Linked DNA regions of Homo sapiens: region 2 is linked to region 1. A link is a loop called in an ENCODE intact Hi-C map of the cell type or tissue named here. Cell type or tissue: PC-3. All regions are shown on one strand.

Region 1 (2,500 bases):
TTCTATGGATCACGCAAGGGAGGAGGAGTGGGTGGGGCAGAGTGGGTGCAGGGGAGAGAGCTAACGAGGAGGTAGCGTGCTCCATCTGCACAATACTCATCAGTTGCAGTCTTAGCTCTGTTGCTCTGACATCACGTAGTGAGGTGGATCCTGAGTCAGAACCATATCTTCTATTTCTGTCAAATCCTCCAGGAGTGAGCATAGTACTAATTATGAATTAGTTCTCTAATACGGCAAAACCAATGCTCTTTTTTGATTCTAAACTGGCTGGTAGGAAAAATGGCTCCCTCCTGCAGACTTTAGAGTTCCGTTAAAAGGATGCCTGAGGGCAGTCTCCAGCCGAGAGTCTCTGCTGTGTGACCTTGGTCTTTGGGGTGTTCATCTGAAAAATGGGACAAATAAGACCTCTCTTACAGATCTGTAAAGATTAAATGTGGCACAGTCTATTACTGGCCTTGGTACAGTGCCGGGTACATTCAGTGACCCAGAGAAATGTAGCCTGTGTTAATATCATCACCTCCATACAAGCCAGGGTGAGTTTCTTATTTATGGATTGGAGCTCATGTGGGGGTTTAACTTTTTTTTAAAAGACTTGACACTATCTTGATTAGAATTCTGAAGTAGGGTACAGAGGTTATAATGGCTCTAGAGAAGAGGGAGAAAGAATCAACACGATCACTCAGATGGGTTAATTTCTACTTGTAAGATCTGTCAGTGGGCATAAGTAAAATTGAGGATTTACCCTGTTTACCGCATATTGTATAAAGGCAAGGAGAGTCCTGCTTGATTTATATCCAAGCATCTTTTACTAAAAGTCAGAATTTCTGTGCATAAGCATCAATCATTGCCTTTTGGAAGTGTTTCCCAATAGAACCCACTTGTGCTTCTCAGGCTTAGCTCAGAGGAATTCAGGATACATCCCTACAAGTCTAGACCTGAAGAATCCTGACCTTCAAAACACTTTCTCCATTTCTGGCCAGATAGAAAATGAGAAGACTAAACTGAATAGGCAAAAAGAATTCAAAACTTTCCATAGACACCTGGGTAGCTCCCCTGCTTGAGTGCAAAAGTATTATGAACTGAGAGGTGTTTATCAAATATCAGTGGAAGTGATGAGGGTGAAGGAATTTAACCCTTCCATCTTCTCTATAACAAAGGGGATTGATGAGAGGATTAAGAAAGTATGATGGCTGGATGGGAGGAAGTCAGCAGAAGAGAACTGAAGAGAGAGGGTCTGAAAGCCTACATTCCCTAGCTGCCTGATATGTTACCTGGGGCAGCACACGGCGGTACATGTGCCAGCACATCTGCGGCAGGCAGAACTGCTCACAGCCTCTTTCCTGCCAGGTCTGGACTAGGCCTGTGAATCTTTCCCAGGCCTGGGTGCCTGGAAGCCACTGCAATCAGCAGGGTGACCTATCTGTGAAAGGTGGGCCAGTTTCACACACATTCTTCCAGCTAAGATACTAGGCAAGCCTGAGTCACTCCCAGTTTTAATGGAAAAGGAAACTGAGCTTCAGAAAATCAACTCAAGTTCCTTCCTGGGATTACACATAGGGCAGAACCAAGACTTAGACCCAAATCTGACTCACAAGTCCATATCCTTCCTAAGTCACTTTTTTTTTTTTTTGGAGAAAAAAAAAAGATTGAAATAAGGAGAAGCAAGGAAATAGCAGGCAGACAGCACCTTCTTCCACATTAGGTCTGGAGGCAGCCCAGGTCCTTCTATGCCCTAAATGGAATATGTCCCTTGGTAAATTCAAGAGAGGTAATGGGATTTTCCTATGTCAGGAAAAAAGAAAAAAAAAATCACACATTTTGGTGGTATCTTTTCCCTCTTCTCCATATTCAACATTTTCTAAAAATGTTAAGTGAGCCTCATGTTAAAAAAAAAAGAAAACACTTAAAAATTGTTTTTCTATTTAAATGAATTTCTATAAAAGAGAAATGGTTTGTAACACAGAGGCAAGGGACAGTAAAAAAGAAGAAAGAGCCCTCAGAGGGAAAGTGGATCCGGGAGGGCTTAACCTCTGCCTGTACTCTATAAAAGATCACGCTAATATGTAAGGTATGTAAACACTGCAGAACAATCAGAAACAAATGAAATGATGGCTTCAGAGTAACAGTATTCAGCTGCAGGCAACAGCCAGGAGGCAGCTTTTGTTATGAACAGATCATAACAAAATGCCTTCGATGTGAAGCAGGCCTGATTTTAACCCTTGGAATAGGCTATCTAGGGTATGAACCTGTATCTGGGGCTCATCTGGACTTCTTTAGAAGAATAAAAGGAAGAAAAGCAACTGTCTGTCAAATATATGACATGATATAGGGTACAGTCAGTCCTGTGAGAGTGGCTTAAATAGAGATTGTGGTTTTTATTTATTTTTTATTATTATTTTTTTGAGATGGAGTCTCACTCTGTCACCCAGGCTGGAGTGCAATGGCGCGATCTCGGCTCACTGCAACTTCTGCCTCCTGGGTTCAAAGGATTCTTCTGCCT
Region 2 (2,500 bases), 97 kb after region 1:
TAAAACCAAATCTTACAATGAGGATTTATTTGACACAAAATTGTATCACTAAAAACATAGGAAGCAGAGGATCTCAAAATAAAGGATGTTCTTTTTTAAGGTAAATACACTTCCTTTTATGACCTCATGTATTTATTGCATCACACACCAGTGAACACTTTGTCAAGGGCCAGCGTTGGTTTCTCGTCTGGACTACTGTTTGCAAACTGCTGACTTACAAAATGGTAACAGCCTCCTAACAATGGGTGAATCTACAGGATGTCAAGCAGCAACTCTCAGGTGAACCACTCAGTCAGTGGATCTGGTGTTAACTATACAATGCCAAATGTCTTCTGGTGATCTGAAGACATCAGGGGCTTTTCTATCATGTAGACCAAACATGATTCAGGTAACTGACAAAATTTTTCACTTCCCAACCAGATGTCTTACTTGCATAGAAATGAAGCCCAACTTGTACTTTCATGTGCAAATAGGCTAGACATAAATTCACCCCTGGAGGGCAGGATTAATTGCTTATCCTCAACGAACGCTAAATTACATATTATTTCTTCTTCTATTTCCAACTATTTTACCTTTGAAGAAGGTTTTCTGCTATTGTTTTGAAAAGCACACATTTCATCTTAGAAATGGTCTGTCTTTTTACATGTTTCTTCCTTTTTTTTTTTTTTTTTTTTTTTGGCAAGAAGGCAGTGTGCTACAATGAAGAGTGTGATCTTAGAAGTCAGGATAATCTGAGTTCTAATTCCATGCACCTACTTTCCCAAACTTTAAGGGCCTTGCAAAAAAGGCACTTAAAATCCCTGAATTCAGTTTCTCTGCAGATATATATCATAAAAGCCATCTATAAGAGGCACTGTGAAGATTTGAGATCATTTATTCCTATAATATGTATTGGGTGCTTGCTCTGTGCCTGGTACTGAGAGACCATGGAGAACCACAGTGTCTGCCTGTCCTCCAGGGGCTCTGTCAGTAACAACACACTCATGCCTAACAAGCTGGAATGACAAACGTACCATAAAACTAAGGTGATATCTTTATTCAGGATTTTAAATAAAATTATGAGTAACTCCAACTGTTGCTGATCCTTAAAGATGAATATCAAGTTTATAAAAGGAAGGATATGTCTGAAACCTTTGCTCTTCCTTAAATCTACTTTCAAGCATACCCTGGAATTTGCTCTGATCATATTTGTTTAAAGAATTCACGTGGTTATCAATGAGCTTCCACCTTCTATGCCGTTGTCCTGACAACCAAGCATTTACTAGACAGAATATGGAAAACAGGTAACAATGTGTCTCTACAGTCAGGGTTGTAGGCAAAATTCGACAGTACAGAGACAATCAAATGACTAGGGTCTTTGTGTTTGAAATCCTTAAAGGGAAATACAAACATATATATGTATATATTTACACACACACACATACATATATATACATGAATAAAAGAGAGTAAAGATTTTACAGAGAAATTAACTGGGCAAGGAGAAGCTGCTATGCATGACTCACTTGTACTTTAATAGCAGCTATGTTTCAAGAGTCAGGTCACAGGTAATGTTGCACATAAGGAAGAAAGGCTAAGTCTGCTGTTACTGTTGTTCAGTTACACTAATAAGATGTTAGGTTCTTTTCCTAGCCTATGTTTCACCAAAGCCAGAAATATCTCAAACATATGAAGAAATGGAATACGACTATGTTCTTAAACTTTTTTTCCAGGACCAAAACTTTTTTTTTCCAAATGAAATCCTCTATAGCACTCTAGCACAGCAGTCTCCCCTTATCTGCAGTTTCGCTTTCCATGGTTTCAATTTCTCATGGTCAACTCTAGTACAAAAATATTAAATGGAAAATTCCAGAAATAAACAATTCATAAGTTTTAAATTGCACACCATTCTGAATAGTGTGATGAATTCTCACGTTATCTAGCTTGGTCCCACCTGGGATGTGAATCATCCCTTTGTCCAGCAAATCCATGCTGTAGGCACTACCTCCCTGTCGTCCGCTTAGTAATCCTCTCAGTTACCAGATCAAAAAAAAAAAAAAAACAAACATAGTATACATAGGGTTCAGTACTACCCATGTTTTTAGGCATCCACTGGGGGTCTTGGAAGGTATTTTCCATGGACAAGGGGGAACTACTATATATAATTATTCTCTGGTTCAAGCAGAGAAGAAAGTGTCCAGGGGTGATACATGCAACAGCTCTGGCACCAGAGGATCATCCAGATTTGGGGGGCTGAGAAATAGAGATCAAAATCTAAACATTAACCTATGGTGAGAGACTATCCATCTTGGAAGCATTAAAGAGGGGAGGGATGGTAATTTGGAACTGTAAAATAGAGCTCCTTGAAACTTCTACTACAGTGCAAAAGCAGAAGCAGCAGAAAGTGTCCACTTTTAACCACACAGACAATGACCTCACTCCTGAATGAAGGAGGACACTGGCATTTGCAGTCCCTCCGGGGGAGGAGTGGAATTTGCCAAGTTGGCATTTAGCCAAAATG

What was found. Hi-C counts contacts between places; a loop is a spot of excess contacts. Peaks named below come from ENCODE experiments on the same cell type or tissue, not always from the same donor. Only the 100,000 strongest peaks of a DNase experiment are listed, where the experiment ranks them.
Region 2: it touches region 1 in a loop (15-fold over the local background); 2 of 110 quality-filtered maps call a loop at or near these places.

The regions. Positions count from the first base shown.
Region 1 is chr1:59,595,592-59,598,091 of GRCh38, reverse strand. The region is part of intron 8 of FGGY (FGGY carbohydrate kinase domain containing); the gene reads right to left. Among named protein-coding and RNA genes, the nearest start is that of MIR4711, 140 kb to the left of the region's middle. In PC-3, no CTCF peak of the experiment used is centred here; a DNase peak (open chromatin) is centred at 1,481; H3K27ac peaks cover 1,905 bases.
Region 2 is chr1:59,498,841-59,501,340 of GRCh38, reverse strand. The region is part of intron 6 of FGGY (FGGY carbohydrate kinase domain containing); the gene reads right to left. LOC124904192 (a long non-coding RNA gene) reads left to right here and starts at 309. Exons shown (of 3, transcript XR_007066139.1): 1 at 309-388. In PC-3, no CTCF peak of the experiment used is centred here; a DNase peak (open chromatin) is centred at 1,520; H3K4me3 peaks cover 822 bases; H3K27ac peaks cover 1,808 bases.